Regions from separate parts of the Homo sapiens genome. Here region 2 is linked to region 1. The links are chromatin loops, found by intact Hi-C in ENCODE. Cell type or tissue: tibial artery. All regions are shown on one strand. Each heading gives the region's core, and the rest is flanking DNA. Links, peaks and the distances in the headings are about the cores only. Region 1 has its middle 11 kb from the start of UGT2B11. Region 2 has its middle 11 kb from the start of UGT2B28.

Region 1 (12,884 bases), core at 2,779-10,778:
GTTATATTTTCACCTAAACCCTTTCTGATGTATCTTACTCTTTGTAGTATCTCTGTGCCTTTTATATCGGTTGTGATTTTATTGCATTTATTCTCATTTGCACACTGTTTACATTTCTTAATGGTTTCACTTGGTTTCTAGAGTCAGAATTAAGTTTAGGTTCATGATGCAGTAATATAGTCCTAAAAATAAATATTGATTTTAGTCTTCTTTTGACAAATGACTGAAAAGTAGAGAGATATTTCCATAAAGAATCATAATTTTAGGCTTTGGTCTTATATACAGAAGGAAGAAGTGGGAAATATATTCCCCTTTAATTTCTTATCAATGGTGTTTTCAAGTTCAGCTTATATCTGTTTATAATAAAAATTCTCTGCTATTTCTATATGCTATATCATTTCAGCTGCTCTTGATCCCTTACTTTCCCACAATATAAGCTGATGCAAAGGACTAAACTGCAAAAACATTTGCAAAATAAATTTCATGTTTATCTGGTGTGCATAGTTCAGAGTTATGTTCGTTTGTTATTGCTGTGATTCCTGTTTTTGAATGCCTGATTTCTAACTTAAAACTAAATGTTTCTCTCTACCACATATCATTGAGCATTAATACTATTTTGATTTACTTAATCATGATTCCTCTATGTCAGCTCACAGAATTGATGCACATTTAAAATTCTATTGAATTCAGTACCATCACTAAGAAATAGTCATGATATCTGTTTGAGAATTTAGAATACCATAATTCTAAATTAAAATTATAACCTAGCCCAGATTATTATAAAATTATTCTTCAATTCCAAGCTTTTATGTCTCTAGTAGGTATAATTATGACAGTTTTACTTATGTATTAACATTGTAAGTTCCTTTTACAAGAAAAAAAGGGAGGCTCAATAATAAAATCTTTAACATCACATTATATTTATGTAGAAGTATATTTTTAAGTTTACTTAAGGAGCATTTTAAAAAAAATATTGTGGGTGTTCTCAAAATTAAACCTATATCATATGTATAAAAGTAACAATATTTTACTATATTGTAAAGCCTAAGATATATATATATATTGTAAAGCCGAAGGTATATATTTAGACTAGAATGAAAGTCTTACATTGAATTTGGAATATGAATGACCTAATCCTTGTCATAAGTGGCCTATTTCTTTTAATATACACTTTATGAGCTCCATTCATGCCAGGTCCTGAGCTAGCCTCTCCTAATACAAAGATAAATAAGGTTGCACTATAATAACTTCTCTTTCTTCCTTTCTCTCTTTCTTTCTTTCTCTCTTTCTTTCTCTCTTTCTTTCTTTCTCTCTCTGTCTCTCTGTTATTCCCATCTCTGTCTCTCTGTTATTCCCATCTCTGTCTGCCTGTCCTCACACCCCTTCACCATACTATTACATAGTATGCTAAAATGAAACAATTCAGACAGTATTGTTCCAATCATACATGCATTTATTAAAAAGAAGGTACAGAAAATATAAAAATTCAAAGGAGTTTTAGGAGTTGCTTCCGGGATGTAATATTAATTAGGACATGACATACACTAGATAACTGCTACTATAGAATCCATTAAAAAAACACATACCCACAAAGACATACACACTAACTTACTCACAGTGTCTATATTTATATATGTATATGTATATATGTATATATAAACGTATTTTAAAGTAAATATAGAAATATAACTATGATATATCATGTTATGTCAATAATAAAACACAGTAGAATAATCTGACAATCTCCAAATTAATTTCACATAGCTAATTATTTCAAGATTCTAAATATTTTTATTCATTAAAATAAAGATAAATTTGTGATTTTTCTCCATATCTGATCTTGCAAAAATACAAAAATTATTCATAAGCATTTTAATTTAATATCAATATAATTATTTTCACAAGTTCAGTTAGAATTGTTTCTCTGTACATGGAAGCAATGGAAATGTTAATTCAGTTGCCAAGGTTTGACAAAAGATACCATTTTTGACAAAATGGATGAACCTAGAAGATATTATGCTAAGTAAATTAAGCAAGTTCAAGAAGGACAAATATTTTATGATTCCACTTATATTAGTTAAGTAAAATAGGCAAACTAATTGAAGCAGACAATAAAATAGTGTTTTCCAGGGGTTTGGGAGAGAGAGAAATTGGGAGTTGTTGCTCAGTGGGTATAAAGTTTCACTAATGCTTATGCATAAGCATAGTGATTTCCTCTCCAATATAATGCCTATGGTTAACAACGTGGTATTGTGCACTTAATAATGTGCTAAGAGGGTAAATCGCAAGCATTATTACCATCAAAATGAAAGAGTGACAAAGAGAGCTTTTGCAGGTGATGGATATGTTTATTACCTTCACTGTTATAATGACAGCATCATGGGTGCATGTATATGTCCAAACTCAGCCATTTATATATATATATATATATATATATATATATATATATATATATATATATGTATGTATAAAATACTTGCAGGTTTTTTATATCAATTGTACTTCAATAAAGCTATTAAAATTATATGCATCTATTTTTGAAATTTATATGATGCATTTCTTAAATTGATGTACAAATTATTTCTCTACAAGAAATCAAATAATTCATTGAGATGTCTGGGAAAATAGTATTGTGGTTTTTATTTGAACTGATGATCAAACATTTCACAGAGAAAAACACAAATATAGCGAAATAATGTTTCCTAGATCAGACAGAAATTTATTTAAATTTTAAACTCTATATCTTATTCTTAAAATTACTTCCCACAAAAAGAGATAAAATTTCAAAATCCAGGTTGCCTTTAACACTGCAAATTTTGACTTGCACTGTTTTCAGAAAGTTATATCAATATAAATAACAGAGGACATTTTGATCTTATGGACCGAAACCCAGCTTCTGTCTATAACATAAAAAAAACAAGTGAATGCCTTACTTTATCCATCACCCAAGCTCTATAATAATGGATTTTCTTAAATAAAGTGGGAAGCCTGTGAGCAGCACTAGAGGAAATCATGTTATCATTTCAATCATCTATTAATGAGTTTAAAATTTTGGTAAAGGATTGAGTTGACAAGGTCTGGCTTCCATTATGTAACGATAGCTAGATATGTAATGATAACTCCTATCTCTGTTACTAGGCCTTCTTTTCCAAGCTAAGTACAGTTTAAAGTTTGGAAACAGCATATTTCTTTAGAGAGAGATGGCACGGATCAAAATGAGTCCACTGACATTTTGACTGTAGAAGAAAGGAAAGACCAAATGTCAATTCCCACAATTGGAACAAAAGTCAGTCCCAAAAAGTTGGGACATAAGTCTCAGAACTTAATGTCTCCTGGCTTGTACATGGAGAACAGGGCATAATTAAGCTATTTTTGAATAACCCTATAAAAACTTTAACATTCTGAGGTGAAGAAGAAGTAGCCAGATTTAATCTTGAATAAAACTGACTAGATTCAGTTTTAACCTATAAAAAAAGAAAGTCTTTTTTCTATAAAGTCTTATAGTTGCTTTTTTAAAAGTAATATATAAGATCATCTTGTGCTTTTTTAAAAAATCAGGTTTGAATGTTAACAGTCTTTTGTGTTTTCATACAAATTTAAAGATTTTTTTCAATTCTATAAGAAATACCATAGGAATTTAATAGAGAATGCAATAAATCCATTAATCACTGTCAGAAGTACAGCCATTTTAATAATATGAATGTTCATCTGGTCTAGCAAAGATACTCCACCTGACACACGGGATGCCAGTGGAGCAAATATTGGTGGAAATTGCAGGAGTCCACTACCAGACTCTAGGATCTGTTGGATTTTGCAGTGGTCAAACTTTTAATCAAAGATGTAATGGAGCCCATCATCCTGCATCTTTTATACCTTCAAGGTCTTTAATTTTCACAATACCCAGGTATGCAATGCAATTTTATTTTCCATTTTCTGGGCCACCTGACATCTGTGGTAATGGAGGAATGAAGAAGCTTCATGTATCTAGTGAATTGAAGAGTTGTCTTCCCCAAAAATATGTCCAGTGAGTAACCTCCAGAATCTATTAAAGTGACTTTATTGGAGAGAAGATCTTTGCAGATGTATGTAAACAAAGAAAATCAAGACAAATTTATTCCGGATTTATGATGTGCTCTAAATCCAATGACAGATATCTTTATAAGGAGAAAGGTAGGAGGATCCCTTGAGGCCAGGAATCCAAGACCAGCCAAGTCAACATAGCAAGACATCGCTTCTACAAAAAATTAAAAGCAAACAAATTTTTTTGAAAAGAATAAAGGCAGGAGAAAATTGGGAAGAAAGAAAAGAAAAGATGATGCTGAGGAAAGAGAAGTTGGTGAGAAGCCATAAGCCATGGGACTCCAAGAATTGTCAGCAACCAGTAAAGGCCAAGAGACAGGCATTGAATTGTTTTTCTCTTAGAGCCTCCAGAACAAATGAACCCTGAGAATACAGATTTTGACTTTCTGGCTTAGATAGCTATCAGAGAATAATTTCTATTTTAAGCAGCCCAAGAAACTAATGCAAAGATAATCCACTTGGCCTTTCCCACTAAAATGACTTGTATCCAGGCACCAATGATATAATTCACGGTTTTTCTAAAGAGAAAGTGTATCTACACAATTACGCATTTTGGAAATTGAGGAAATCACCAGTTATCCTAGGGATGTCACTGTCCTTTTCAGGAAAAAAAAAAAAAATATGGAATCAGTATCATGGGAGTTTATTTGGCTTTACAGAATTTTTTTCCCTGAAGGGCCTGGTGTCTTTGTCCGTAAATAAATTTCAGGTCTGAAAACAAACTTAGGTCCAGACCCTTGACAGATTACTGTGATTTCTAGTGAGAACAGCTGCCCTCAACTTTTTAGTATCCATTCTTGAACTCTTCTGGTATTACAGATTGAGAAATTCCCTTGGTCACCTATCTGTTTTGTCCCTAGTGCTATCTTCTCTATTACTATGTACACAGCTTTCTAAATTAGGTCTTTCTGGATAATACCCCAGTCTTAGTGCTCATGTGTATTATGACCATCTCCCTTCTGAAGGTCTCTATTATTTCAATATCTGATCATAAATCGTATCAGTGAGATTGGTAAGTCAAAAAAGACCTATCAAAGGATAGACATGTTGAACATTCATTACAACCAGCAAATATTTGATAGATTTCCAGCACTGTATAAGATGTCTATGTCCAACAACGATAGACTGGATTAAGAAAATGTAGCACATATACACCATGGAATACTATGCAGCCATAAAAAATGATGAGTTCATGTCCTTTGTAGGGACATGGATGAAATTGGAAACCGTCATTCTCAGCAAACTATCGCAAGGAAGGTAAACCAAACACCACATGTTCTCACTCATAGGTGGGAATTGAACAATGAAAACACATGGACACAGGATTGTGGTAGTTAGGTTTTGATGTGCTGCTGAATTCGATTAATTAGTACTTTGTTGAGGATTCTTGTGTTATATTCATGATAGATATTGGCCTGATGTTTTCTTTTCTTCCTGTGTCTCTGCAAGGTTTTGGTATCAGAGCAATCTTGGCCTCATAGAATGAGTTAAGGAGGAGTCCCTCCTCCTCAATTTGTTGAAATCGTTTCAGTAGGCTGTCTAGTATTTATTTTTATATGTATAAAATAATTGGGCTGTGAATCTATCTGAATCAGGTCTTTTTTGTTTGCTGGACTTTATATTACTGATTCAGTTTCGGAACTCATTTTGGGTCAGTTCAGGGTTTCTATTTCTACCTGGTTCAACTTTGAGACGATGTAGGTGTCCAGAAATTTATCTGCTTCTTCTAGGTTTTTAAGTTTGTATGCATAGAGATGGTCATAATGGTCTTTGCAGGTAGTTTGTTTTTCCTGAGGTTGATGATGATCTCTTGATTGTCATTTCTGAGTGTGTTTATTTGGATCATCTCTCTTTTATTCGTTTGTAGTCTATCTAGTAATTAATCAATCTTATTTATTCTTTCAAATAAAAAACTTTCAGTATTGTTGATGTTTTCTGATTGTTTGGTCTCAATTTTACTCTAAAAAACCCTGAGCAAATTATGTATTAAAGGAAAATACTCCAAAATAATATGAGCCATCTGTGAAAACTCACAGTCAACAGCATACTGAATGGGCAAAAGCTCAAAGGATTCCTCTTGAGAACTGGAACAAGGCAATGATGTCCATTCTAACCATTGCTATTCAGTAGGGTATTGGAAGTCCTAGCCAGAGCAAGAGAGAAAAATAAAAGGCATCCAAATAGAAAGAGGGAAAGACAAACTATCTGTCTTCTCAGATGGTATTATTTTATACACACAAAACCCCAAAGCCTCTGTCCAAAAGCTCCTACTTCTGAAAAACAACTTCAGCAAAGTTTCAGAAGAAAAAATGTATGTACAAATGAGAGGAGGTTCCAGCTCGGTTTCCTGGGTCAAGTAGGGGCTCCGAAAACTGTGAAACTCACTCATTTCCTGCATTAGAACTTACTTTGGTCCTGGATGAATCATATTGAAGATATATGCTTAAAATATTCCTAACATCAGAATTTGTGCATGTGTTTTCTTCCCCAACGAAGCTATACACAGAGAAACTTTAGCTGTAAGCTTCCCTGTGTCTTTGCTCCCTCTCTCCCTTCCCCCTCCCCTGAAACTAAAAGGAATGTTAAAAGCCAGTTTTTCTATGACCAGCGGCCCTTGTCTGTGCTCCCAATTCCACTTCCTTGTAAACACAATTTGTAAAATCTTGTGAGATTCTGACTCCTTTGCCATGGTGCTGCCAGGTTATAAAGTAGATAAAACTTAAGTTACAATTCTGGTTTTCCTCAAGATCTAAGACATGTTAATTGTCTTTGTTTCTGGCTCTGGTAACATCTTCCCACACATGTATTTCCCGCCTTAAAGAGTTTAAAAGGTGAGCGAAAAATCTAACACTAGCTACCCGCTTGGGACCCCTTCCACGCTGTGGAAGCTTTGTACCATCACTCTGCTCGATAAAGCCTACAGCTTTTTTTTTTTTTCTCTCGGTTGATCCGTGTCTCTCTCTCACCCTCACCAAGGGCTGCTGCCACACCAAATCTTTGGCGTGGCTAAGGCAAGAACCTTTGGCATTACATTTTTGGTGAACCAGCCAGGAGGATCTCCAGGAAAGGCATTTACATCGTCACGTGGTGAGTATGATCAGACCTCTTTGGCTTGCAATTCTGTCCTGTCCTTCCTTAGAATTCAGAGGCTAAACCGGGCACCTCTGGGCCACTTAAAGGTGATTAGCGCGGCCATGAGACTAAAGACACCGGTGTCAGGCTCTCTGGAAAAAGGCTCTCTAACAACCCTGACCCTCTGGGTCTGGGAATGTTGGTAAGTCTGGATCCGGTTCATACTCTTTCACTTTTCATGGTGGTCCGGAAGTACACCTGGGAGTTATCAGCAGACATTCTAGTCACCCAGATTTCCTGGTTGAGACCATGGCCCCTCCAAAGGCTCTCCCTGCAAGGGTTACTGAGTGTGAGACCACCACATCTTCTGACCCCTTCCTCCTGGGTCCTAATGTCCGCCGGCCAGACTTCTTTCCTCATCTCGCAAGCAAGGTTATTCCCACTAGGCAGGATGAAGATTCTCTATTTAAAAGTCTTAAATTCTTGGGATGGTGCCCGGAAGATCCCTGTTCATGGTGCCCTCCGAGGATCAGGCATGTGTTTCCGTTCCATGGCCATTTTGAAGGGCCAGTTCCCCACCATAGTGTATGGTTCCCCACATCAAGACAATTTAAAGATAGGTCTGTAATTATCATATGGATAGTAGAAGCCTTAGGGCATTTCCTCCATTGCTCCCCAGATAGACTTTCCCCCTTGTTGGGACCTCTCAAGTACAATCTGTGGTGCATGGGTACAGCTCTTAGAGCCATTGAATTGCTATTTGAACCATTCAATAGTTGGTATTGGAAGGAAGAAAATATAGTCAGTTGGGACACAGATTACTGGACCACCGTAAGAGAGGGGCTTACTCCTTTGATGGGAAGTGGGGACAGAAGCCTAGAGTACAGCAGCTGTTCTCTCAGCCCTGGCCTAGAGAACATCCACCACCCCCTTTAAGCTTAATAAGCCTCCTGTTGCTAATTCAGAGATTTCTCCTTGAAGGACAATTTTATGGCCAGGCCCACGTAAATTGGGCCTTAGCATGCAGGCATCAGTGGTGCCTCAGTCCCAGGCCTTGCCACCCTGGAACAGGTAGGATGCATTGGCAGAAGGACCACAATAAATCCAACAGTCCTTGTGCTCCATTTAGTGGTCAGTGGGTGCACAGCAGGGACAACGGAAGTTTCCATCCTGCCGGTAAGCATGGTTAAATCCAGTAGATGGAGGGCTCAGGAAAAGTGGCCATGAGCTTTGAGCACATCTGGGCCTGACCTGTGGGGGACGCCCTAAGAGAAGATGAGTCCCAGGAATAACCAGCGGTGCGGGCATCCCTGTGTTTAAAATTCCAGATGGGCACCAAACCGGACACTCCCTTAAGATATATCCTGAATAACTGAGACAAATTCAACCCTGAAACCTTAAAAAAGAAGTGGCTGATTGTCTTCTGTACCACTGCCTGGCCACAGTATTCCTTACAAAATGGAGAAACGTGGTCCCCTGAGGGAAGTATTAATTATAACACATTTCTACAACTAGATCTTTTCTGTAAACAGGAAGATAAATGGAGTGATGTCCCTTATGTACAAGCTTTCTTTGCCCTTCGTGACAGTACTGACCTGTGCCAAGCCTGCAAGCTTTGCCCAAAGGACAGAGGGCCACAATTGCCTCCATACTCAGGGCCTTTTCCCTCAGCCCTACTCTCCTCCTGCACTGACTCTCCTCCATCCAGCCCCACTGAAGTGTTAAAGGTGCATCGGAAAGAGAACTTAAACTTGGGTGCTTATAAGGCACCCAAACTATGTCCCTTATAAGCAGTAGGAGGAGAATTTGGGCCCATTCATGTGCATGCCCCCTTCTCACTCTCAAGATTTGAAACAGATAAAGGCAAATTTAGGGAAATTCTCAGATGATCCTGATGACTGTATAGATGTCCTGCAAGAATTGGGGCAGTCCTTTGATCTCACATGGACAGTTATCAGTTGCTTCTTGATCAGACCTTAAGTCCTACTGAAAAAGAAGCAGCTTTAGCAGCAGCCTGGTAATTTGGGGATCTATGGTACTTTAGCCAGCTAAATGATTGAATGACCCTGGAGGAGTGGCAAAAATTCCCCACAGGGCAACAGGCAGTCCTCAGTGTAGACCCTCATTGGGATACTTACTCAGATCATGGAGACTGGGGCCGCTGGCATTTGCAAACTTGCATTTTAGATGGGTTGAGGAAGACCAGGAAAAAGCCTGTGAACTACTCAATGCTATCCACAATTACAAAGGGAAAGGAGGAAAACCCCTCTGCTTTTCTAGAAAGGCTAAGGAAGGCCCTAAGAAAGCACAGCTCCTTAACTCCAGATTCCGTTGAAGGCCAACTTATTTTAAAGGATAAACTTATCACCCAATCAGTGGCTGACATTAGGAGAAAACTCCAAAACTCTGCCTTAGGCCCAGAACAAATTTAGAGATATTATTAAACCTGGCAACCTCAGTGTTCTATAACAGGGACCAAGAGGAACAGGCCAAAAGGGAAAAGTGAGATAAGAGAAAGGCTGCAGCCTTAGTCATGGCCCTCAGACAGGCAGACCTTGGTGGCTCAGAGGGAATCAAGAGAGGAGAGGCCAATTGCCTAGTAGGACTTGTTATCAGTGCGGTTTGCAAGGACACTTTAAGAAAGAGTGTTCAACAAAAAACAAACCACCCCCTCACCCATGTGCAATTGGTGCACTGCCCCAGAGGATGAAGGACCTCTGGACCAGAAGCACCCACCCAGATGATTCAGCAACAGGACTGAGTGTGCCTGGGGCAAGCGCCAGCTCATGCCGTCACCCTCACAGAGCCCCAGGTAAGTTTGACCATTGAGGGCCAGGAAGTGGACTTCCTCCTGGACACTGGTGTGGCCTTCTCAGTTTTAACCTCTTGCCCCAGATGACTGTCCTCAAAGTCTGTTTCTATCCGAGGAATCTTAGGACAGCCTGTAACCAGGTATTTCTCTCGTCTCCTCAGCTGCAATTGGGAGACTTTGCTCTTTCACATGCCTTTCTTGTAATGCCTGAAAGTCCCACACCCTTATTAGGGAGGGACATATTAGCCAAAGCTGGGGCCATTATCTACATGAATATGGGGAACAAATTACCCATTTGTTGTCCCCTACTTGAAGAAGAAATCAACTTCGAGGTCTGGGCCTTAGAAGGACAATTTGGAAGGGCAAAGAATGCTCATCCAGTCCAAATCAAGCTAAAAGGCCCCACCATTTTTCCTTATCAAAGGCAATATCCCTAAAGGCCTGAAGCTCTCAAAGGATTACAGGATATTGTTAGAAATTTAAAAGCTCAAGGTTTAGTAAAAATATGTACCAGTCCTTGGAACACCCCAATTCTAGGAATACAAAAACCAAATAGTCAGTGGAGACTAGTGCAAGACCTCAGGTTTCACCTGTCTACCTTAAGGCATTTTTTTCATCTGTGATATCACAGCCTATCATGCCTAAATGGCACTCCGAAAGAACTGTGCTTTCTCTCCTTTCTAGCACCTCCCATGTCCATATATACTGAACAAGAGTTACAAAGTCTCCTTATACCCCAATCTTGCCACACGCGAACCCTTATTGTCCCTTTTATTGTAGGAGCCAGAATACTAGGCAGGCTTGGGACTGGAATTGGAGGCATAACCTCCTCCACACAATTCTGTTATAAATTATCACGAGAATTAAATGATGACATGGAATTAGCTACCGACTCTCTAGTGACCCTACAAAGCCAGCTTAATTCTCTAACTGTGGTAGTCCTTCAAAATCGGAGAGCCCTAGACTTATTAACAGTTGAAAGAGGAGGAACCTGCCTCTTCTTAGGAGAAGAATGTTGCCATTTCATTAACCAGTCAGGAATCATTACTGAAAAGGTCAAAGAAATAAGAGAATGAATAGAAAGTAGAAAAAAGGAGCTTGAACACTTAGGTCCCTGAAATATGTTTAACCAATGGATACCTTGGCTCCTCCCTTTTGTAGGCCTGTGACAGCCATCCTACTATTACTCGCTTTTGGGCCTTGCATTTTTAACCTCCTTGTCAAATTTGTTTTCTTCAGGATCGAGGCCATCAAGCTACAAATAGTCTTACACATGGTTGAGACAATCATGAAGAAACTCTGTTAGCACAGTGTGAGTGCAAAATGTGTAGTGTGAGCCCCCCCACCCCCAACACACCCACACAGAGAGTCACCACCAGAGCACTACCCAGTGGAGCCGTGAGAAGTGGGCCACCGTCCTCCAGACCACAGTATGATACATCCACAAACAGTTTAGACCATGCAACTGGAAAAACCACAGACATTCAATGCCAGCCCATGAAAGCAGCCAAGAGGAGACCTGTACCCTGCAAAACTAAAGGGTTGAACTGCCGAAGACCATGGAATCCCACCGCTTATATCAGTGTGACCTGTATTTGAGGCATGGAGTCAAAGAAGATCATTTTGGCAATGACTGTCCCCTGGATTTTATTGCCTTACCTGGATTTCGGACTTGCATGGAGCCTGTAGCCCCTTTGTCTTGGCCAATTTCTGCCATTTAGAAGGAGTGTATTTATCCAATGCCTGTTTCTTCATTGTATCTAGAAAGTAACTAACTTGCTTTTGTTTTTTAGGCTCATAGGCAAAAAGGACTTGCCTTATCTCAGATGAGACTCTGGACTGTGGACTTTTGAGTTAATGCTGAAATTAGTTAAGACTTTGGGGAACTGCAGGATTGGTTTTGAAATGTGAGGACCTGATATTTGGAAGGGGCCAAGGGAAGAATGATATGATTTGGCTGTTCCCTCACCGAAATTTCATCTGGAATTGTAGCTCCTATAATTCCCAGCTGTTGTGGGAGGAACTTGGTGAGAGGTAATTGAATCATTGTAGCGCATTTTTCCCATGCTATTCCCATGATAGTGAATAAGTGTCTTGAGATCTTATAGTTTTATAAAGGAGAGTTTCCCTACACAAGTCTTCTTGCCTGCCTCCATGTATTACATAACATTGCTTCTCATTTGCCTTTTCTCATCATTGCGAGGCCTCCCAAGCCATGTGTAACTGTGAATCTACTAAACCTCTTTCCTTTTAAATTACCCAGTCTCGGGTATGTCTTTAGTAACAGCATGAGAAAACGCTAGTACAGTATCATAAACTATAAAACCCTAGAACAAAATCAATAGAAGAGAACATAACTGAACTAAAAAGCCCCTGTGCAACAAAAGTAACTATCAACAGAATAAACAGATGACTTACAGAACGGGCGAATATAATTGTAAACTATGCATCTGATAAAGGCCTAATATCAAAAATCTATAAGGAACTTAAACAAATTAATAAAACATACACAAACAACTCCATTAAAAAATGGGGCAGGGACATCAAGAAAGAATTCTCAAAAGAATATATACACAGGAATGTGCTCAAGATGATCAACTAGATGCAGTCAGGAAGTGCCACTGCCACCAGGGGAACACCAGGTTTTTTTTTTCATACCAACATAATTTGAACAGATCTTTGGAGAGAAAATACTGAGTGTGGATGGAGGAAAGAAGTAGTCACTGAGGCTGAAGAGAAAGAAGGCTGAGGACGCTGAATGGGGTGCCTGAATACTACAGCTGGTTCTCTACCCTGAGCGGTTTCTAGGGAAAGGTGAGTCAAAGGAATAGTAGACAGCTCCCTCTCACTATAGACATCTGGAATTCTGGCTAGATGGGGCTCCATACCTTCAAGGACATGTGGACTGGCAGAGGGGTCT
Region 2 (12,884 bases), core at 2,530-10,529, 45 kb before region 1:
GAAAAAAAAAACCCTGGTGTTTCCCTGGTGGCAGTGGCACTTCCTGACTGCATCTAGTTGATCATCTTGAACACATTCCTGTGTATATATTCTTTTGAGAATTCTTTCTTGATGTCCCTGCCCCATTTTTTAATGGAGTTATTTGTGTATGTTTTGTTAATTTCTTTAAGTTCCTTAAAGATTTTTGATATTAGATCTTTAACAGATGCATAGTTTACAATTATATTCTCCCATTCTGTAAGTCATCTGTTTATTCTGTTGATAGTTACTTTTGTTGCACAGAGGTTTTTTAGTTCAGTTATGTTCTATTCTCTTGATTTTGTTCTAGGGTTTTATAGTTTTAGGATACTGTACTAGCTTATTCTCATGCTGTTTCTAAATACATACCCGAGACTGGGTAATTTATAAAGGAAAGAGGTTTAATAGATTCACAGTTACACATGGCTTGGGCGGCCTCACCATCATGACAAAAGGCAAATGAGAAGCAATGTTATATAATACTTGGAGGCAGGCAAGAAGCCTTGTGTAGGGAAACTCTCCTTTATAAAACTATAAGATCTCAAGACACTTACTATCATGGGAATAGCATGGGAAAGATGCCCTATGATGATACAATTACCTCTCACCGAGTTCCTCCCACAGCAGGTGGGAATTATGCGAGCTACAATTCCAGATGAAATTTCGGTGAGGACACAGCCAAATCATATCATTCTTGCCTTGGCCCCTTCCAAATATCAGGTCCTCACATATTAAAACCAGTCATGCACTCTCTTCAGTTCCCCCAAAGTCTTAACTAATTTCAGCATTAACTCAAAAGTCCACAGTCCAAAGTCTCATCTGAGATAAGGCAAGTCCTTTTTGCCTATGAGCCTAAAAACAAAAGCAAATTAGTTACTTCCTAGATACAATGAAGAAACAGGCATTGGATAAATACACTCCTTCTAAATGGCAGAAATTGGCCAAGACAAAGGGGCTACAGGCTCCATGCAAGTCCAAAATCCAGGTAAGGCAGTAAAATCCAGGGGCAGTCATTGCCAAAATCATCTTCTTTGACTCCATGTCTCAAATACAGGTCACACTGATATAAACGTTGGGATTCCATGGTCTTGGGCAGCTCAACCCCTTTGACTTTGCAGGGTACAGCCCTCTTCTTGGCTGCTTTCATGGGCTGGCATTGAATATCTGTGGTTTTTCCAGTTGGATAGTCTAAACTGTTTGTTGATGTATCATACTGGGGTCTGAAGGATGGTGACCCACTTCTCATAGCTCCACTGGGTAGTGCTCTGGTGGTGACTGTGTGGGTGTGTTGGGGGTGGGGGGGGGCTCACACCACACATTTTCCTTTCACACTGTGCTAACAGAGTTTCTTCATGATTGTCTCACCCCTGCAGGAAACTTCTGCTTGAACATCCAGGCATTTCCATAAATCTTCTAAAATCTAGGTAGAGGTTCCCAAGCCTCAATTATTGACTTCTGTGTACCCACAGACTCAACACCACATCAAAGCTGACAATCTGCCAATGCTTGGACGTTGCCCCACTGAAGCCATGGCTTGAGCTCTACCTTGGCCACTTTTAGCCACAGCTGAGACACAGGGACTGTGTTCTGACACTGCACAAAGCACCAAGATGCTGGGCCTAGCTCAAAAAGCCATTTTTTTCCTTCTAGGCCTCCCAGCCTGTAATGGGAAGGGCTACAGCCAGGAAGACCTTTGATATGCCCTGGAGACACTTTCTCCATTGTCTTGGCTATTGACAATTGGTTTCTAATTACTTATGCAAGTTTCTGCAGTTAGCTCTAATTTCTCCTCTGAAAATGGGATTTTTCTTTTATACCACATCATCAGGCTATGGATTTTCCAAACTTTTATGCTCTACTTCCCTTTTCAACGTAAGTTCCAATTCCAAACCATATCTTTGTAAATACATAAAATGGAATACTTTTGACTGTACCCAAGTCACCTCTTGAATACTTTGTTGCTTAAAATTTATTCCATCAGATGCTCTAAATCAGCTCTCTCATGTTACAAGATCCACAAATCTCTAGGCCAGGAGGAAAATGCCACAGGTCTTTGCTAAAACATAGCAGAGTCACCTTTGGTCCAGTTATCAACAAGTTCCTTATCTCCATCTGAGACCACCTCTGCCTGGACTTTATTGTCCCTATCACTATCGGTATTTTGCTCAAAGCCATTCAACAAGTCTCTAGGAGGTTTCAAACTTTCCCACATCTTTCTGTTTTCTTCTGAGTCTTCCAAACTATTTCAAACTCTGCCTGTTACCCAGTTCCAAAGTTGCTTCCATATTTCCTGATATCTATACAGCAGTACCCCACTACCTAGTACCAATTTACTGTATTAATCTATTCTCATGCTGTTAAAAAAGACACACCCAAAGCTAATTTATAAAGGAAAGAGTTTTAATGGACTCACAGTTTCACATAACCAGGGAAATCTCACAATTATGGCGGAAGGTGAATGAGGAGCAAAGTCACATCTTACACAGCGGCAGGTAAGAGAGCTTATGTAGGGAAATTCCCCTTTATATAGAACCATTATATCTCATGAGACTTATTTACTATCAAAAAAACAATATGGGAAAGACCCACCCCTATGATTAAATTACCTCTTGCTGGATCCTTCCCACAACACGTGGTAATTGTGGGAGCCACAATTGAAGATGAGATTTGGGTGGGGACACAGCCAAACCATATTAGTTAAACATTTACATCTTTAACTCATCTTCAGTTGGTTTTTGCATATGGTAAAAAGAAGATATCTAGTTTCAGTGTTCTGCATATGGCTAGCCAGTTATGTAGCACCATTTATTGAAGAGTGAGTTATTTCCCCATTGTTTGTTCTTATTGACTTTGTTTAAATCAGATGACTGTAGGTGTAAGGCTTTATTTCTGGGTGCTTTAACTGGTTCCATTGGTCTATGTGTTTGTTTTTGTACCAGTACCAGGCTGTTTCAGTTACTGTAGCCTTGTATTAGAGTGTGAAGTTGGGTATTGTGATGCCTCTGGCTTTGTTTTTGTGCTTAGATCTGTTTTGACTTTTGGGCTATTTTTGGTTTCATAGGAATTTTAGAATTTTTTTTCCAATTGCATTGAAAATGTTCATGGTAGTTTGATAGAAATAGCACTGAGTCAGTAAATTACTTTGGGCAGTATGGTCATTTTAAAAATATTAATTCTTTCTATAATTGAGCATGAAATACATTTCTTTTTGTTGATGCTGTTTCTAATTTTTTCAACAGCATTTTGTAATGTTTAGGGCAGAGATTTCTCACCTCCCTGGTTAGCTGTATTTCTAGGTATTTTATATGTGGCTGTTGTAAATGATAGTGCATTCTTGATTTGGCTCTCAGCTTGGATGTTGTTGGTATAAACAAATGTTACTGATATTTGTGTAACACCAAAGGTTCTTAACTTAGCCACACCAAAGATTTGGTGTGGCGGCAGCCCTCAGTGAGAGAGAGACAGGGATAAACCAAGAGAAAAAAAAGCTGTAGGCTTTGTTGAGCATAGTGACAGTACAAAGCTTCCACAGTGTGGAAGGGGTCCCGAGCGGGTAGCCAGTGTTAGATTTTTTGATCACCTTTTAAACTCTTTTAAGTCGGGAAATACATGTGGCTGGAAGATGTTTCCAGAGAAAGAAACAATGACAATTAACATGTCTTAGGTCTTGAGGAAAACCAGAATTATAACTTAAGTTTTATCTACTTTATAACCTTGCAGTGGCATGGCAAAAGGGACAGAATCTCACAGGATTTTACAAATTGTGTTTACAAGGAATTGGAATTGGGAGCATAGATAAGGTCTGCTGGTCACAGAAAAACTGACTTTTAACATTCCTTTTAGTTTCAGGGGAGGGGGAACGGAGAGAGGGAGGACGGACACAGGTAAGCCTACAGCAAAAGTTTCACTTTTTATAGCTTTCTTGGGGGAAGAAAACACATGCACAAATTCTGATGTTAGGAATGTTTTAAGCATATATCTTCAATATTATTATTCATCCAGGGCCAAAGTAAGTCTGATGTAGGAAATGAGTGAGTTTCGCAGCTTTCTGAGCCCCTACTCAACCCAGGAAGCCCAGCTGGAACCTCCTCAGTCCCCCCTCTAGATAGGACACACCAACTGCTGTTGGGAACTGGGCGGCGGTCATTCTGACTACTTCCTGCTGGTTAGGGGCAAAGAAGGGGACCTGTAGTTGTGGTGTCTTCCAGAGGAGAACTTTTTAGGCCAGTGAGGGACCAGCGGGTGGATCCAGGGGTCCTTGGTAGAAACGTGAGTTGAGCTCATGTGAGGTTCCATGTGTAAGATCATCTGTAGCTTGATGGCCTTGATCCTGGAGGAAACAAATTTGACAAGGAGGTTAAAAATGCAAAGCCCAAAAGCGAATAATAGTTGGATGGCTGTTGCAGGCCTGCAAATGGGAGGATCCAAGGTATCCATTGGTTAAACATATTTCAGGGCCCTGAGTGTTCAAGCTCCTTTTTTCTACTTTCTATTCGTTCTCTTATTTCTTTGACCTTTTCAGTAATGATTCCTGACTGGTTAATGAAATAGCAACATTCTTCTCCTAAGAAGAGGCAGGTTCCTCCTCTTTTGGCAGTTAATAAGTCTAGGGCTCTCCAATTTTGAAGGACTACCACAGTTAGATAATTAAGCTGGCTTTATAGGGTCACTAGAGAGTTGGCAACTCATTCCATGTCATCATTTAATTCTCGTGATAATTTATAATAGAATTGGGTGGAGGAGGTTATGCCTCCAATTCCAGTCCCAAGCCTGCCTAGTATTCCTGCTCCTATAGTAAAAGGGACACTAAGGGCTTGCCTGTGGTGAGATTGGGATATAAGGAGACTTTTTAACTCTTGTTCCATATATATGGACATGGGAGGTGCTAGAAAGGAGAGAAAGCATAGTTCTTTCAGAGTGTCATTTAGGCATGATAGTCTGTGTTATAACAGATGAAAAAAATGCCTGAAGGTAGACAGGTGAAACCTGAGGTCTTGCACTAGTCTCCACTGACTATTTGGTTTTTGTATTCCTAGGATTGGGGTGTTCCAAGGACTGCTACATAATTTTACCAAACCTTGAGCTTTTAAATTTCTAACAATATCCTGTAATCCTTTGAGAGCTTCAGGCCTTAATGGATATTGCCTTTGATAAGGAAAAACGGTGGGGTCTTTTAGCTTGATTTGGACTGGATGAGCATTCTTTGCCCTTCCAAATTATCCTTCTAAGGCCCAGACCTCGAAGTTGATTCCTTCTTCAAGTAGGGGACAACAAATGGGTAATTTGTTCCCCATATTCATGTAGATAATGGCCCCAGCTTTGGCTAATATGTTCTTCCCTAAGAAGGGTATGGGACTTTCAGGCATTATAAGAAAGGCATGTGAAAAGAGCAAAGTCTCCCAACTGCAGCTGAGGAGGCAAGAGAAATACCTGGTTACAGGCTGTCCTAAGATTCCTCGGATAGTAACAGACTTTGGGGACAGTCGTCTGGGGCAAGAGGTTAAAACTGAGAAGGCCGCGCCAGTGCCCAGGAGGAAGTCCACTTCCTGGCCCTCAATGGTCAAACTTACCCGGGGCTCTGTGAGGGTGATGGCATGAGCTAGCGCTTGCCCCAGGCACCCTCAGTCCTGTTGCTGAATCATCTGGGTGGGTGCTTCTGGTCCAGAGGGCCTTCATCCTCTGGGGCAGTGCACCAATTGGACATGGGTGAGGGGGTGGTTTTTTTTTTGTTGTTGAACACTCTTTCTTAAAGTGTCCTTGCAAACCCCACTGATAACAAGCCCTACTAGGCAATTGGCCTCTCCTCTTGATTCTCTCTGAGCCACCAAGGTCTGCCTGTCTGAGGGCCATGACTAAGGCTGCAGCCTTTCTCTTATCTTGCTTTTCCCTTTTGGCCTGTTCCTCTTGGTCCCTCTTATAGAACACTGAGGTTGCCAGGTTTAATAATGTCTCTAAATTTGTTCTGGGCCTAAGGCAGAGTTTTGGAGTTTTCTCCTAATGTCAGCCACTGATTGGGTGATAAGTTTATCCTTTAAAATAAGTTGGCCTTCAACGGAATCTGGAGTTAAGGAGCTGTGCTTTCTTAGGGCCTTCCTTAGCCTTTCTAGAAAAGCAGAGGGGTTTTCCTCCTTTCCCTGTGTAATTGTGGATAGCACTGAGTAGTTCATAGGCTTTTTCCTAGTCTTCCTCAACTCATCTAAAATGCAAGTTTGCAAATGCCTGCAGCTCCAATCTCCATGATGTGAGTCAGTATCCCCAGTGAGGGTTTACACTGGGAACTGCTTGTTGCCCTGTGGGGAATTTTTGCCTCTCCTCCAGGGTCATTCAATCATTTAGCTGGCTAAGGTACCACAGATCCCCAAATTGCCAGGCGGCAGGTAAAGCTGCTTCTTTTTCAGTAGGACTTAAGGGCTGATCAAGAAGCAACTGATATCTGTCCATGTCAGATCAAAGCACCACCCCAATCCTTGCAGGACATCTATATAGTTATCGGGATCATCTGAGAATTTCCCTAAATCTGCCTTTACTTGTTTCAAATTTGAGAGTGAGAAGGGGGCATGCACATGAAGGGGCCCAAATTCTCCTCCTACTGCTTATAAGGGATGTAGTTTGGGTGCCTTATAAGCACCCAAGTTTACGATCTCTTTCCAGTGTGCCTATAACACTTCAGTGGGGCTGGATGGAGGAGAGTCAGTGCGGGAGGAGAGTAGGGCTGAGGGAAGAGGCCCTGAGTATGGAGGCAATTGTGGCCCTCTGCCATTTGGGCAAAGCTTGCAGGCTTGGCACAGGGCAGTATTGCCACGAAGGGCAAAGAAAGCCTGTACATAAGGGACTTCACTCCGTTTGTCTTCCTGTTTACAGAAAAGATCTAGTTGTAGAAATGTGTTATAATTAATACTTCCCTCAGGAGGCCAAGTTTCTCCATTTTGTAAGGAATACTGTGGCCAGGCAGTGGTACAGAAGACAATCAGCCGCTTCTTTTTTAAGGTTTCAGGGTTGAATTTGTCCCAGTTATTCAGGATATATCTTAAGGGAGTGTCCGGTTTGGTGCCCATCTGGAATTTTAAACACAGGGATGCCCGCACCTGGGACATCCTGGGACTCATCTTCCCTTACGGCGTCCCCCAAGGGTCAGGTCCAGATGTGCTCAAAGCTCATGGCCACTTTTCCTGAGCCCTCCAACTACTGGATTTAACCATGCTTACCGGCAGGATGGAAACTTCCGTTGTCCCTGCTGTGCACCCACTGACCACTATATGGAGCACAAGAACTGTTGGATTTATTGTGGTCCTTCTGCCAATGCATCCTACCTGTTCCATGGTGGCAAGGCCTGGACCTGAGGCACCACTGATGCCTGCATGCTAAGGCCCAATTTACGTGGGCCTGGCCATAAAATTGTCCTTCAAGGAGAAATCTCTGAATTAGCGACAGGAGGTTTAGTAAGCTTAAAGGAGGTGGTGGATGTTCTCTAGGCCAGGGCTGAGAGAACAGCTGCTGTACTCTAGCCTTCTGTCCCCACTTCCCATCAAAGAAGTAAACCCCTGTCTTATGGCGGTGCCAGTATCCTGTGTCCCAACTGACTATATTTTCTTCCTTCCAATACCAACTATTGAATGGTTCAAATAGCAATTCAATGGCTCTAAGAGCTGTACCCATGCACCACGGATTGTACTTGAGAGGCCCCAACAAGGGGGAAAGTCTATCTGGGGAGCAATGGAGGAAACGCCCTAAGGCTTCTACTATCCACATGAAAATTACAGACCTATCTTTAAATTGTCTTGATGTGGGGGACCATTCACTATGGAGGGGAACTGGCCCTTCAAAATAGCCATGGAACGGAAAAACCTGACTAATCCCTGGAGGGCACCATGAACAGGGATCTTCTGGGCACCATCCCAAGAATTTAAGACTTTTAAATAGAGAATCTTCATCCTGCCTAGTGGGAATAAACTTGCTTGCGAGATGAGGAAAGAAGTCTAGCCGGTGGACATTAGGACCGAGGAGGAAGGGGTCAGAAGATGTGGTGGTCTCACACTCAGTAACCCGTGCAGGGAGAGCCTTTGGAGGGGCCATGGTCTCAAACAGGAAATCTGGGAGACTAGAATGTCCGCTGATAACTCCCAGGTGTATTTCCGGACCACCACGGAAAGTGAAAGAGTATGAACTGGATCCAGACTTACCAACATTCCCAGACCCAAAGGGTCAGGGTTGTTAGCCCTTTTCCAGAGAGCCTGACACCCATGTCTCTAGTCCCAAGGCGGCACTAATCACCTTTAAGTGGCCCAGAGGTGCCCGGTTTAGCCTCTGAATTCTAAGGAAGGACAGGACAGAATTGCAAGCCAAAGAGGTCCGATCGTACTCACTACATGACGATCTAGATGCCTTTCCTGGAGATCCTCCTGGCTGGCTCGCCAAAAATGCCAAAGGTTCTTGCCTTAGCCACGCCAAAGATTTGGTGTGGCAGCAGCCCTTGGTGAGGGTGAGAGAGAGACACGGGTCAACCGAGAGAAAAAAAGCTGTAGGCTTTATTGAGCAGAGTGAGGGTACAAAGCTTCCACAGCATGGAAGGGGTCCCAAGCGGGTAGCCAGTGTTAGATTTTTTGATCTCCTTTTAAACTCTTTAAGGCGGGAAATAAATGTGTTGGGAAGATGTTACGAGAGCGAGAAACAAAGACAATTACCATGTCTTAGATCTTGAGGAAATCCGGAATTGTAACTTAAGTTTTCTCTACTTTATAACCTTGCAGCGGCATGGCAAAGGAGACAGAATTTCACAGGATTTTACAAATAGTGTTTACAAGGAAGTGGAATTGGGAGCATAGACAAGGGCTGCTGGTCATAGAAAAACTGGCTTTTAACACTCCTTTTAGTTTCAGGGGAGGGGGAAGGGAGAGGCAGCAACGACACAGGGAAGCTTACAACTAAAGTTTCGCTGTTTATAGCTTTCTTGGGGAAGAAAACACATGCACAAATTCTGATGTTAGGAATATTTTAAGCATATATCTTCAGTATGATTCATCCAGGACCAAAGTAAGTTCTGATGCAGGAAATGAGTGAGTTTCACAGTTTTCAGAGCCCCTACTCGACCCAGGAAACCCAGCTGGAACCTCCTCTCATTTGTATGTACATTTTTTCTTCTGAAACTTTGCTAAAGTTGTTTTTCAGAAGTAGGAGCTTTTGGACAGAGGCTTTGGGGTATTCTATGTATAAAATAATACCATCTGAGAAGAGAGATAGTTTGTCTTTCCATCTTTCTATTTGGATGACTTTTATTTTTCTCTCTTGCTCTGGATAGGACTTTCAATACTGTACTGAATAGCAATGATTAGAATGGACATCATTGCCTTGTTCCAGTTCTCAACAGGAATCCTTTGAGCTTTTGCGCATTCAGCATGATGTTGACTGTGAGCTTTCACAGATGGCTCTTATTATTTTGGAGTATTTTCCTTTAACACATAATTTGCTCAGGGTTTTTTAGAGTAAAATTGAGACCAAACAATCATAGAAAACATCAACAATATTGAAAGTTTGTTATTTGAAAGAATAACTAAGATTGATTAATTACTAGATAAGGTTAATTACTAGATTAATAAATAAGATTGATTAATTACTAGATAGACTACAAAAGAATAAAAGAGAGATGGTCCAAATGAACACACTCAGAAATGACAATCAAGAGATCATCATCAACCTCAGGAAAAACAAACTACATGCAAAGACCATAATGACCATCTCTATACATACAAACTTAAAAACCTAGAAGAAGCAGATCAATTTCTGGACACCTACATCCTCTCAAAGTTGAACCAGGTAGAAATAGAAACCCTGAACTGACCCAAAATGAGTTCCAAAACTGAATCAGTAATATAAAGTCCAGCAAACAAAAAAGACCTGATTCAGATAAGATTCGCAGCCAAATTCCTTTATACATATAAAAGGAAATACTAGCCATCCTACTGAAACGATTTCAACAAATTGAGGAGGAGGGACTCCTCCTTAACTCATTCTATGAGGCCAAGATTGCTCTGATACCAAAACCTTGCAGAGACACAGGAAGAAAAGAAAACATCAGGCCAATATCTATCATGAATATACACACAAGAATCCTCAACAAAGTACTAATTAATCGAATTCAGCAGCACATCAAAACCTAACTACCACAATCAAGTAGGCATTAATCTTAGGATGCAAGATTCATTAAACATATGCAAATAAATAAATGTGATTCATCACATACCCAGGACTAAAAACAAATACATCATGATCATTTCAATAGATGCAGCAAACACTTTCAAAAAGTTCAACATCACTTTCCTTTTTTGTTTTGAAGCACTCTCAAAGGAAATAGAATTTAATAGTTGTGCTCAAACTTCAGAAGGTGGTGGTAACAGACTACTACTAAGATACATTCATAATCTTGGGAAAAACTATGGCTACTACAAAATGAAACTTGTGTGCTGGAAAGGCCTTGCCAGTGAATGAAAGAGGGAATCAGAAGGCTTATGACAGTGGATATATTAACATAGACATCTTATACAGTGCTGGAAATCTATCAAATATTTGCTGAAGTTATAATGAATGTTCAACATGTCTATCCTCTGAGGACTAGGTCTTTTTGGACTTACCAAACCAATCTCAATGATATGATTTATGATCAGATATTGAAATAATAGAGACCTTCAGAAGGCAGATGGCCATAATAAACATGAGCACTAAGACTGGGGTGTTATCCAGAAAGACCTAATTTAGAAAGCTGTGCACATAGTAATAGAGAAGATAGCACTAGGGACAAAACAGATAGGTGAGCAAGGGAATTTCTCAATCTATAATACCAGAAGAGTTCAAGAATGGATACTAAAAATTTGAGGGCAGCTGTCCTCACTAGAAATCACAGTAAATTGTCAAGGGTCTGGACCTAAGTGTGTTTTCAGACCTGAAATTTATTTATGGGCAAAGACACCAGGCCCCTCAGGGAAAAAAAATCTGTAAAGCCAAATAAACTCACATGCTACTGATTCCATATTTTTTTTTTCCTGAAAGGGACAGCGACATCCCTAGGATAACTGATGATTTCCTCAATTTCCAAAATGCATAATTATGTAGATACACTTTCTCTTTAGAAAAAATGTGAAATTGTATCATTGGTGCCTGGATACAAGTCATTTTAGTGGGAAAGGCCAAGTGGATTGTCTCTGCATTAGTTTCTTGGGCTGCTTAAAATAGAAGTTATTCTCTGATAGCTATCTAAGCCAGAAAGTCAAAATCTGTGTTCTCAGGGTTCATTTGTTCTGGAGGCTCTAAGAGAAAAACAATTCAATGCCTGTCTCTTGGCCTTTATTGGTTGCTGACAATTCTTGGAGTCCCATGGCTTGTGGCTTCTCTCCAACTTCTCTTTCCTCAGCATCATCTTTTCTTTTCTTTCTTCCTAATTTTTTCCTGCCTTTATTCTTTTCAAAAAAATTTATTTGTTTGTTTGTTTTTAATTTTTTGAAGAAATGGTGTCTTGCTATGTTGACTTGGCTGGTCTGGAATTTGGCCTCAAGGGATCCTCCTACCTTTCTCCTTATAAACATATCTGTCCTTGGATTTAGAGCACATCATAAATCCAGAATAAATTTGTCTTGATTTTCTTTTTTTACATACATCTGCAAAGAGCTTTTCTCCAATAAAGTCACTTTAATAGATTCTGGAGGTTACTCACTGGACATATTTTTGGGGAAGACAACTCTTCAATTCACTAGATACATGAAGCTTCTTCATTCCTCCATTACCACAGATGTCAGGTGGCCCAGAAAATGGAAAATGATACTGCATTACATACCTGGGGATTGTGAAAATTAAAGAGCTTAAAGGTATAAAGGATGCAGGATGATGGGCTCCATTACATCTTTGATTAAAAGTCTGACCATTATAAAATCCAACAGATCCTAGAGTCTGGTAGTGGACTCCTGCAATTTCCACCAAGTATTTGCTCCACTGGCATCCCGTGTGTCAGGTAGAGTATCTTTGCTAGACCAGATGAACATTCATATTATTAAAATGGCTGTACTTCTGACAGTGATTAATGGATTTGTTGCAATCTCTATTAAATTCCTATGGTATTTCTTATAGAATTGAAAAAAATCTTTAAATTTATATGAAAACACAAAAGACTGTTAACATTCAAACCTGATTTTTAAAAAAAGCACAAGATGATCTTATATATTACTTTTAAAAAAGCAACTATAAGACTTTATAGAAAAAAGACTTTCTTTTTTTATAGATTAAACTGAGTCTAGTCAGTTTTATTCAAGATTAAATCTGGCTACTTCTTCTTCACCTCAGAATGTTAAAGTTTTTGTAGGGTTATTCAAAAGTAGCTTAATTATGCCCTGTTCTGCATGTACAAGCCAGGAGACATTAAGTTCTGAGACTTATGTCCCAACTTTTTGGGACTGACTTTTGTTCCAATTGTGGGAATTGACATTTGGTCTTTCCTTTCTTCTACAGTCAAAATGTCAGTGGACTCATTTTGATCCGTGCCATCTCTCTCTAAAGAAATATGCTGTTTCCAAACTTTAAACTGTACTTAGCTTGGAAAAGAAGGCCTAGTAACAGAGATAGGAGTTATCATTACATATCTAGCTATCATTACATAATGGAAGCCAGACCTTGTCAACTCAATCCTTTACCAAAATTTTAAACTCATTAATAGATGATTGAAATGATAACATGATTTCCTCTAGTGCTGCTCACAGGCTTCCCACTTTATTTAAGAAAATCCATTATTATAGAGCTTGGGTGATGGATAAAGTAAGGCATTCACTTGGTTTTTTTTATGTTATAGACAGAAGCTGGGTTTCGGTCCATAAGATCAAAATGTCCTC

What was found. Peaks named below come from ENCODE experiments on the same cell type or tissue, not always from the same donor. Only the 100,000 strongest peaks of a DNase experiment are listed, where the experiment ranks them.
Region 2: it touches region 1 in a loop (4-fold over the local background); 36 of 110 quality-filtered maps call a loop at or near these places.

Annotation. Positions count from the first base shown.
Region 1 is chr4:69,218,886-69,231,769 of GRCh38, reverse strand. It overlaps a transcript of UGT2B11 not described here. Among named protein-coding and RNA genes, the nearest start is that of UGT2B11, 11 kb to the right of the region's middle. In tibial artery, for the core only: no CTCF peak of the experiment used is centred there; DNase peaks (open chromatin) are centred at 7,146 and 9,289.
Region 2 is chr4:69,263,190-69,276,073 of GRCh38, reverse strand. No RefSeq gene overlaps it. Among named protein-coding and RNA genes, the nearest start is that of UGT2B28, 11 kb to the left of the region's middle. In tibial artery, for the core only: no CTCF peak of the experiment used is centred there; a DNase peak (open chromatin) is centred at 6,758.